Regions from separate parts of the Mus musculus genome. Here region 2 is linked to region 1. The links are chromatin contacts, found by POLR2A ChIA-PET in ENCODE. All regions are on one chromosome and are shown on one strand. Each heading gives the region's core, a stretch centred on a gene start or an enhancer-like site at or near the end of the contact. The rest is flanking DNA. Distances are from core to core; before and after follow the strand shown. Region 1 holds the start of Mtln (mitoregulin). Region 2 holds the start of Bub1 (BUB1, mitotic checkpoint serine/threonine kinase).

Evidence for each region. ChIA-PET counts read pairs that join two places held with the same protein, here RNA polymerase II (POLR2A).
Region 2: POLR2A ChIA-PET joins it to region 1 with 11 read pairs in embryonic stem cell. The contact joins the promoter of Bub1 here to the promoter of Mtln in region 1. POLR2A ChIA-PET finds 5 or more read pairs at or near these places in 4 of 5 experiments (Patski and embryonic stem cell).

The regions. Positions count from the first base shown.
Region 1 is chr2:127,790,519-127,796,261 of GRCm38, forward strand. Mtln (mitoregulin) reads right to left here and starts at 1,970. Exons shown (of 2, transcript NM_001384135.1): 1 at 1,616-1,970; 2 at 864-1,314. The coding sequence starts at 1,949. The coding sequence ends at 1,779.
Region 2 is chr2:127,828,922-127,834,275 of GRCm38, forward strand. Bub1 (BUB1, mitotic checkpoint serine/threonine kinase) reads right to left here and starts at 2,938. Exons shown (of 25, transcript NM_009772.2): 1 at 2,799-2,938; 2 at 757-816; 3 at 517-655. The coding sequence starts at 2,824.

The sequences.
Region 1 (5,743 bases), core at 720-3,219:
AGACATGCATGCAGACAAAACACAAAACATTCAAACTCATAAAAAAAAATCATAAAACAAACGAAAACCTAAAACAGCACAAATACCTGGTCTTCCAGGAACAGCCCAGAGGCGGAGCTAGTCCAGCCACAAGTCAATTTAACCCCAAGTTTTCAGTTTAGGACAAAATGTACTTCAAAAAACCTATCCCAACTAAGCCTCAATAAATGATGTTGACAACAGAGCTGACCCTGCTCTGGGGCTGGAGATGGATCACCTGGGAAAATGCCTACTGCACATGCATGAAGATCTGGCTTAAACACCCAGCACCCATGTAAAAACCTGGGGTGGAATGGGGCAATCTGTAACAGTAGTTACAGGACCAAGACTTTGGATTCTCAGAACCCACAGTGGAAGTAGCAGTCTCCAGGACAAACTTCCAGTCTACACCTACATACACATCACACATGCACTCACACACACGTGGACATATATTCAGTACACACACTACACATACAAGAGAAGAAGAAAAGGTGAAGAACAGTCCAGGAAGGCACTGATGCTGACCTCTGGTCCCCACACAACTGCCCACCGCCACCACCCACAGGCAGATAAGAACCCTATTCTACCTCAAAGATCTTCACCTAGTTCTCAGTGAGGAATGCTGACTAGAAAGCTTCAGCCAACTAAAGCCCAGACAGGATGGCTCTCTGAAAACTGGCGTTTCAGCCCTTGCTGGATTCATAGAATAAGATCTAAGTCACATATAAGGCTCAATAATCCTAGGAAAATGGGCCATGGTGTTTCCCTGGAGAACAAACTGATTTTCTTAAAAATGTAGACAATGCGTCAGAAATACATCTTATAAATAACCAAGGCTTTGGTCACTTGATAGGACTGGCATTTATCTTTAAGCTTACTCAACAGTTTCTCTTTCACATATATATTCCGTTATATCACATGCATTATTTTTTTTAATTTTAGTTTTTTTACTCTCTACATTCTTCAAAGTGCAAATATCTTGCATTTGTAATGCTTAATTCAGGCATTTGACACAGCTCCTAGGTTTTCTGAATATGTCTAGAAAAATGACTCATAATGGTCCGTTGATCAGATCTGCCTCCAGGCTGTACCAAGGTGAGATTCCATCAGAAAGTCTCTGCTTTCAGGCTCCAAATCTCTTACTGCAGCAAACTGAATGGTAGGCAAAAATACTGCTTTCTTTTGTGAGGAGGAAAAAGATTCAAAGATGTTTAATTTTTTATTTTAAAAATAGATTCATAAAGTGCAAGAAATTATTTCTCTCCAGTGCTTTTTATTTTCATCTTCGACAAGCTGTTGAAAAACAGTAAGAAAAAAAAATCAGTAACACAGTAGTATCTTTAACTTCAAATTTCTGTACTGTGATCGCAAACCATGAACTAAGAGAAGAAAACTATAGGACTGAAGAATAACTATGATGAAACGCAAAGCTCCTGCCATCCACGTTAAAAAGCCACTGTGGACCCTATGAATGTGGAGGCTGGGCGTGAAATGACTCCCTCCCCCATTTCGAAGTTAAATGTTAAGGTGTAACTGCATCGCACGTGGTAAAACATTCCCATTAAATACCCTCAGCAAACTGAGCTGTTAATACCTGAAAGTAAGTTGTTAGAGAAGACAAAACTATTTTCTTTCTGAAGCAAGCCATGTTCTTGCAAGCCGTGCAAGGACGACTCCTGGGTCGCGCGGCTCCCACGATCCGGGCTGCGTTGGGCTTAGGGAGTGAGAACCCGGCGGACTCGGGCTGCAGCGCGTGCTCAGGCCAGGTCCAGCTTTTTCTGAGTCGTTGCCAGCTTGTCCTGCAGCCTCCGCTTCCTCCAGTCTAGGTAACGCCTCCGCAGCCGATTCGCTTGCCAGCCCAGGACCACTCCAGAGGCGAAAGCCACTAGCACGGACACCTGCAGCGTCCTCTCAGACACGTCCGCCATTGCAACCACTCAGCACAAAGTAGAGTGAGCTACGGATTGGCGCAAGGATCAGATGCCACAGCGCTCGCTTGAGGCCCGCTCTGAGTCTGCGCGAGGAAAGGACAGGAAAGGAAGCAGAGTTCCCTGACTCTTAGATCAGGAGTCTTAACTGTGATGTGAGATGGTCTTGGTTTCTGATGGGCTCCGCGTTTCTTCTACATTTCTTGTTTGACATTAGTCAGATATTCACTTGCATCATACCCGAAGTGTTATCTACTATTGTTCGTTTTTGTTTTGTTTTGTTTCTTTCTTTTTGGTTTTTCGAGACAGGGTTTCTCTGTATAGCCCTGGCTGTCCTGGAACTCACTTTGTAGACCAGGCTGGCCTCGAACTCAGAAATCCGCCTGCCTCTGCCTCCCAAGTGCTGGAACGCCTGCGCCACCACGCCCGGCTTTGTTCGTTTTTCTTATCTAAGCTTTCTGGTAACTCGATTTTAAAATAAACAAATAGAGAAAAAAACTTAATAACACTTAAAAAGAACAAATTTAGATGAAATGGTCTTTAATACGTTTTCTCTTACCCCAGTATACAGGGTATTTTAATATATAATCTTCCAAGTTACTAGTGTCAATGCAATAGCCACAGCTCTCATCAATGGAATAAAAAGTGGACATTGTCAGACCAATGACCTTTAAGTACTTAAAAAAGAGAAGCAGCAGCGGTCGCCATCTTGGTCTGAGACCCGCCGAACTTAGGAAATTAGTCTGAACAGGTGAGAGGGTGCGCCAGAGAACCTGACAGCTTCTAGAACAGGCGGAAGCACAGAGGCGCTGAGGCAGCACCCTGTGTGGGCCGGGGACAGCCGGCCACCTTCCGGACCGGAGGACAGGTGCCCACCCGGCTGGGGAGGCGACCTAAGCCACAGCAGCAGCGGTCGCCATCTTGGTCCGGGACCCGCCGAACTTAGGAAATTAGTCTGAACAGGTGAGAGGGTGCGCCAGAGAACCTGACAGCTTCTAGAACAGGCGGAAGCACAGAGGCGCTGAGGCAGCACCCTTTGTGGGCCGGGGACAGCCGGCCACCGTCCGGACCGGAGGACAGGTGCCCGCCCGGCTGGGGAGGCGGCCTAAGCCACAGCAGCAGCGGTCGCCATCTTGGTCCGGGACCCGCCGAACTTAGGAAATTAGTCTGAACAGGTGAGAGGGTGCGCCAGAGAACCTGACAGCCTCTGGAACAGGCAGAAGCACAGAGGGGCTGAGGCAGCACCCTGTGTGGGCCGGGGACAGCCAGCCACCTTCCGGACCGGAGGACAGGTGCCCGCCCGGCTGGGGAGGCGACCTAAGCCACAGCAGCAGCGGTCGCCATCTTGGTCCGGGACCCGCCGAACTTAGGAAATTAGTCTGAACAGGTGAGAGGGTGCGCCAGAGAACCTGACAGCTTCTGGAACAGGCGGAAGCACAGAGGCGCTGAGGCAGCACCCTTTGTGGGCCGGGGACAGCCGGCCACCGTCCGGACCGGAGGACAGGTGCCCGCCCGGCTGGGGAGGCGGCCTAAGCCACAGCAGCAGCGGTCGCCATCTTGGTCCCGGGACTCCAAGGAACTTAGGAATTTAGTCTGCTTAGGTGAGAGTCTGTACCACCTGGGAACTGCCAAAGCAACACAGTGTCTGAGAAAGGTCCTGTTTTGGGCCTTCTTCTTCGGCCAGGAGGAGGTCCAAATACAAGATATCTGCGCACCTTCCCTGTAAGAGAGCTTGCCAGCAGAGAGTGCTCTGAGCACTGAAACTCAGAGGAGAGAATCTGTCTCCCAGGTCTGCTGATAGACGGTAACAGAATCACCAGAAGAACAATCTCTAAACAGAGTCAACTATAACTACTAACTCCAGAGATTACCAGATGGCGAAAGGTAAACGGAGGAATCTTACTAACAGGAACCAAGACCACTCACCATCACCAGAACCCAGCACACCCACTTCGCCCAGTCCAGGGAACCCCAACACACCCGAGAACCTAGACCTAGATTTAAAAGCATATCTCATGATGATGGTAGAGGACATCAAGAAGGACTTTAATAAATCACTTAAAGAAATACAGGAGAACACTGCTAAAGAGTTACAAGTCCTTAAAGAAAAACAGGAAAACACAATCAAACAGGTAGAAGTCCTTACAGAAAAAGAGGAAAAAACATACAAACAGGTGATGGAAATGAACAAAACCATACTAGACCTAAAAAGGGAAGTAGACACAATAAAGAAAACTCAAAGCGAGGCAACACTAGAGATAGAAACCCTAGGAAAGAAATCTGGAACCATAGATTTGAGCATCAGCAACAGAATACAAGAGATGGAAGAGAGAATCTCAGGTGCAGAAGATTCCATAGAGAACATTGGCACAACAATCAAAGAAAATGGAAAATGCAAAAAGATCCTAACTCAAAATATCCAGGAAATCCAGGACACAATAAGAAGACCAAACGTACGGATAATAGGAGTGGATGAGAATGAAGATTTTCAACTCAAAGGTCCAGCAAACATCTTCAACAAAATTATTGAAGAAAACTTCCCAAATCTAAAGAATGAGATGCATATGAACATACAAGAAGCCTACAGAACTCCAAATAGACTGGACCAGAAAAGAAATTCCTCCCGACACATAATAATCAGAACATCAAATGCACTAAATAAAGATAGAATACTAAAAGCAGTAAGGGAAAAAGGTCAAGTAACATATAAAGGCAAGCCTATCAGAATTACACCAGATTTTTCACCAGAGACTATGAAAGCCAGAAGAGCCTGGACAGATGTTATACAGACACTAAGAGAACACAAACTGCAGCCCAGGCTACTATACCCAGCCAAACTCTCAATTATCATAGAGGGAGAAACCAAAGTATTCCACGACAAAACCAAATTCACGCATTATCTCTCCACGAATCCAGCCCTTCAAAGGATAATAACAGAAAAAAACCAATACAAGAACGGGAACAACGCCCTAGAAAAAACAAGAAGGTAATCCCTCAACAAACCTAAAAGAAGACAGCCACAAGAACAGAATGCCACCTTTAACAACTAAAATAACAGGAAGCAACAATTACTTTTCCTTAATATCTCTTAACATCAATGGTCTCAACTCGCCAATAAAAAGACATAGACTAACAAACTGGCTACACAAACAAGACCCAACATTTTGCTGCTTACAGGAAACTCATCTCAGAGAAAAAGATAGACACTACCTCAGAATGAAAGGCTGGAAAACAATTTTCCAAGCAAATGGTATGAAGAAACAAGCAGGAGTAGCCATCCTAATATCTGATAAGATTGACTTCCAACCCAAAGTCATCAAAAAAGACAAGGAGGGACACTTCATTCTCATCAAAGGTAAAATCCTCCAAGAGGAACTCTCAATTCTGAATATCTATGCTCCAAATACAAGAGCAGCCACATTCACTAAAGAAACTTTAGTAAAGCTCAAAGCACACATTGCACCTCACACAATAATAGTGGGAGACTTCAACACACCACTTTCACCAATGGACAGATCATGGAAACAGAAACTAAGCAGGGACACACTGAAACTAACAGAAGTGATGAAACAAATGGATCTGACAGATATCTACAGAACATTTTATCCTAAAACAAAAGGATATACCTTCTTCTCAGCACCTCATGGTACCTTCTCCAAAATTGACCACATAATAGGTCACAAATCAGGCCTCAACAGATTCAAAAATATTGAAATTGTCCCATGTATCCTATCAGATCACCATGCACTAAGGCTGATCTTCAATAACAAAATAAATAACAGAAAGCCAACATT
Region 2 (5,354 bases), core at 1,688-4,187, 39 kb after region 1:
TCTCCCAAGTGAGCCACAACTGTCCCCAACCACATTTCTTATCTAACAATTCATTTAACTTTTAGTTCCTATCATGTTAGAACATTTAGACATATGAAATAAAGATGGGTTTAAAATTAAATCATTGATTCTTCAGTATTTCAGAAGCCAATGCTCTAAAATATATACTTCTGACTATATAACTTCTAAAACATTCATGAGTCAAAATAAGAAATTTATATTAAAAAAGGCAGTCTAAAATGATCTTAACAAGGGAGGAGTCCAAAAGCCAGCCAATTGTTGGGCACCCCTTTAATCCCAACACTTGGAGGTAGAGGTAGGTGGATCTCTTTGAGTTCCAGTCCAGCCTGGTCTACACAGTGAGTTCCAGGATAGCCAGGGCTACAACCCCCACCCCCTTCCAAAAAACCAAAACAAAACCAAAAACAACAACAGCAAAAAAAAAAAAAAAAAAAAAAGGGGAAAGGACCAGAAGTAAAACATTATATTTAGTTATCTACCTGAAATTATACTTACAAATTTTAAGCAATAATTGATGAATCTTGAATCATTGTGGTAGTTCTTCTTATGTAAAAATTCCTTCATTAAATGTTCTAATAATGTCATCAAGTATTCTTTATTGTCAGGAAAATTCTCTTCTACCCACTTTATAAAGCTAGAAAAAAATACGGATATTAGTTTTCCACGGATATTAGTTTTCCACAGGGTAAAATATGGTTCCTTTGTTTAAAGGAAAACAAACAAACATGCACTAACCTTTCCCATTCTCCAAGTGGGTCATTACCCGTGTAGCTTTGCATATGGGCTTCAAACATGCTAGAATAGAGAAGTACACACATGAAAGAAAGAATAATTCCTAGATGACAAAGATATATTTGATTCTACATTATGTTATCTATGTACTAGAGAATGGAAATCTTGACTTCAACAACCCAAATATCACATAAAAGAGCAATCATTCAGAAGTGTTCAAAAAGTCAGAAACAGTATTTGCTTCATAGTCTATCTAGATTAGTTGATCTCCAACGTCATTGTCTTATTTCTCAAGAGCACAGCTAAGTTAGAGGGTTAGACTAAGATCCAAAGAATGCCTCTCCTTTTGGTGTGATAGCCCCAGTAATTCAATTCGGAGTTTCCAGAGACTGTTGGCTTGAGTCCAAATCTAACATTGTCCCAAAGGAAGAGCCCATGATGACAATGCTCCCAGAGGACTTTGCTTCCCTTACTTCCATAGTACCTAACCACAGCTTAAGAAGTCAGGCAAACAAATCAGGGCCCAATGACCTCAGATGCTAGTGGGATAAACAAACACAAACATAAAAATAGTACCATGTTTCGTTAACTATTAAATAGAAAAGGGGGGCAAACTAAAGGAGTAAGAGTGGGCATATGTTATACTTAAGGACTTGTTAGCTAGCTACCACAGGCATGTTAGGGAAATCATACAGGCTGACAGAACTTGAGCAGAAAGAGTCAAATAAAGTGTGAAGAGAAGAGGTGGCAAGCTCTATCTGCATTTTAAATGTCTTCTTTGTTCCTTCACAAAAAGGAGCAGGGCTGGAACCATAAACAGTAATGAGTTCAGAAGTTACAGCAAGTAAGGGTGAGAATAGTATGTGTACAACTTTGGAGAGAGGATACATGGCAATTAACTGTATTCTCAGTATGCATCAAGTTGAGAAACAACCATAGGTTTTTAAACTGAGAAATGATAAGATTAGGAGAAAAAGAATTTAAAAGTAGTATTTTGGTAGATGACCAGAAAACTATATCTCAAAATATATTTCACTGGCAAACTGAAATGATCATTCAGAGAAACTGCAATGGTTTTCTCATAATTTAGTAGAGATTTTAGCAATTTATTTTTAAGTCAACGATTCTCACTTTTTCACTTTGGATTCATTTTGGATTCTTTTTAGCATGTTTGAAATGTCAGCACTACTTCTGTGTTTAGAAGTTCTTATTTAGCAAAATAAGAAATACAAATATTTGTCCAAGATAAACAAACATTGAATAGCCCCACACCAACCACACCTCCTGGGAAAATGGCTTAAACATCAAATCATTAAAATAAATTAGTCTTTAAAAATCAAAATACCTAGCTTCTATTTTAGAACGGGGAGGGGAAATCCTTAGTCGATCTGATCAAAAATTAAATTGCTTAACGCCAACAGATTTTGGATATCTTACTCTTAGAATACCTAAAGAACTGATGAAAATAAAATTGTATTTCTTGTAACATCCGATTTAACAGTTTTAAATGGCTTAACATCACAGGCTGAGTAAGTCACCTAAGCGCCCGCCCCCAGACCCCAAAACAAAAACAAATAACCAATCAGTGCCTGCAGGAAGCCTCAAATGACTTAATAGCAAGCATTCCCCCCCCCCCATAAAGTTCAGCTTTAATTTTTTTCTTACGTATCAGGCAATCGAGAAATAATAAATTCTTTCCTTAGTTGGGTGGCATTTTTATCAGACTTTGAAATTTTCTCCAAAAATCTCCACCACCACACAAGTTTGGGTTTTGAAGGCGGGGCGTCCCTCGCGTCTAGAGGAAGTTCCCCATGGAGAAGATACGTGACTTCAGAAGGTTCCGCAGACTGCCCAAATCCTCGGCACAAAACGGTAGCCGGCTGCAGCTTGCACGTCTACTCGAGTGACCCGGGGGCTACCGCCTTGGCTGAGGCCTGGTGCAGCGAACCCGCTGAGGAAGCGGCGCTGAGGAGAAAGCGCGCCTGAGGGACCCGGACTCTAACCGTCCCGACCGGCCCACCTCACCGCACCTGACCGACACTTACCGAAAGACATTTTCTAGGTTGTCCATGACGAGAAAAAACGCGCAGCGGCGAAATACCCCACCAGCCGCCGACCAAACTCCCCATCAGCCCCTAACCCCGAGTCTCGAAGGCCGCCGGCGATTCGAATTCCCCGCGCAGCCGCACTTGTGATGTCGAACGTGGGCAGCGCGCCTGACTATTGGTCTCCGCTGCGGGAGAGCTGGCCAATCGCTGCGGCCGTTGCTGGGAGACAAAGTCCCGCCTCCGTCCCCGCCCCCTCCGTCCCTAGCCCGCAGTTCTTTTCATTTGCCTTTTAGTGAGTCCTATGCTAGGTGCTGACTGAGCTAAGGTTTGTTTCCATTCTAGTGAGACACTAGCCATGTTTTGGCATAGAGTTATTATTATTACTTTTTAAAAAACGGTATAAATGGCAACTGGCTTACAGTATTACACTACCAGGCCGAACGTGACGATTCTGTGACTGAAACCCCTTTGAGTCCTCTTGGGTCTTGAGAGTCACTCACGAATTTTTGTCCTCTTTGCTTAACAGAAATGGCATAGCTGGTGAGCTGGCTCGGTGAATAAAAGCATCCACAAGGTGGAAGGAAAGAAAACCAACTTCCTCAAGTTGTCCTCTGATCTCCACATGCATGCCGTGGCACATACTCATATAACAAATGAGGAAACCACAATCATTATGTCTGGTTCACGAATGAAGACAAATAGCCATGTATATGTGTGTGTGTGTGTGTGTGTGTGTGTGTGTGTGTGTGTCCATCCAGAGTTTTATGGGATCCCATGCCTTTGGCCTCTGCCACACTTGGTTCACATAAAGGCACACCCACACGTATTTGTAAAATATTCATAGTAATTTTAAAGAGTCCGGAAGTCCAAGAATAAATATTTAACATGTTCATGTGCCCTGAGAGTGAGTTGAGAAATAATCTAGTCTTCCCTGCTTCTTGAGTTTTAATAACTTCCCACTTTGCCTCTCTAGGGTCACTTGACCAAAGCAAGTAGAACATAAAAGACTCATGCGATTACTACCTTCCTGTTTCTAAAGGTCCTGGGAGTTTTTCAGCTCCTTCAAGTTGATAAAAAAGATATTGCAGCTTCTGGACAGATAGACATTTTCTAACCTAGAGAAAAGAATTATGAGTGATTTCCCATTTGATTTCCTAGAATCATCTAACTAGAGGAACATTCCTGACATGTCTTTATAGCTGCACACGAAAATATTGTCTGTGGCCATGATATTGGCAGAATTGGTAAACACCACTAGAGGGAGTTCCAGGTTCTTGCATTCCTCGTAGATAGTAGCAAGCAAAGTAGATTAAGAATACACTTCCAATGTTTGGCTGCTAACATCTGCCTCTATTTGTAAGGCTCTGGCAAGGCCTCTCAGGAGACAGACATATCAGGCTCCTTTCAGCATGCACTTCTTGGCATCCACAATAGTATCTGGGTTTGATAATTGTATATGGGATAAATTCCCAGGTGGGACAGTCTCTGGGTGGCCTTTCCTTTAGGCTCTGCTCTACACTTTATCTCCATATTTGCTCCTATGAGTATTTTGTTCTCCAAGAAGGACCGAAGCACCCACTCTTTGGTCTTCCTTCTTGAGCTTCATGTGGTCTGTGAATTGAATCCTGGTTATTTTAGGGCTTGTATCCACTTATCAGTGAGTGCATACCATGTGTTTTCTTTTGCGGTTGGGTTACCTCACTCAGCATGATATTTTCTAGTTCTATCCATTTGCCTTAGAACTTCATAAATTCATCGGTTTTTGTTGTTGTTGTTGTTTGTTTGTTTGTTGTTTTTTTCGAGACAAGGTTTCTCTGTTAGTCTTGGCTGTCCTGGAACTCACTCTGTAGACCAGGCTGACCTCGAACTCAGAGATCTGCCTGCCTCTTCCTCCCAAGTGCTGGGATTAAAGGCGTGCACCACCACGCCTGGCAAATTCATCATTTTTAATAGTTGAGTAGTACTCCATTGTGTAAATGTATCACATTTTCTGTATCCATTCCTCTGTTGAGGGACATCTGGATTCTTTCCAGCTTCTGGCTATTATAAATAAGGCTGCTATGAACATAGTGGAGCGTGTGTCCTTATTTCATGTTGGAGCATCTTTGGGTATATGCCCAGGAGTAGGATAGCTGGGTCCTCAGGTAATAGCTGGGTACATAATGGCAGCATTCGTTAATAATGCCCTCAAGTCAGTCCTGTAGTGTGTAGCTCAGTTATCTGAGCCCTGGATAGGGTGTTCAGGAGGCTACTGAGAGGCATGTGCCCTTGGGCAAGTCATTAAACATTGTTGGTTATTCATTTGTAGAAGCAGCTTAAAGGAAACCTGAGCACAAATGCCCAAGATTATGCTGTAACTCACCATAAGCCACTGCATGTGGAATGCCCTATAAATGCTTTGCTGAGGAGGAGGTGAGTCTGTTGCTCTTCCCAGGGCCAGGTGCAGTGTGCAGAGAGAAGCCAGAAACAATTTTTAGAGACTTTCTCTTGTACTGAAGACCTTGTACAGCTCTTGGGGACGAATTCAGATTCCCTCTCCAGTCTACTGCAGAC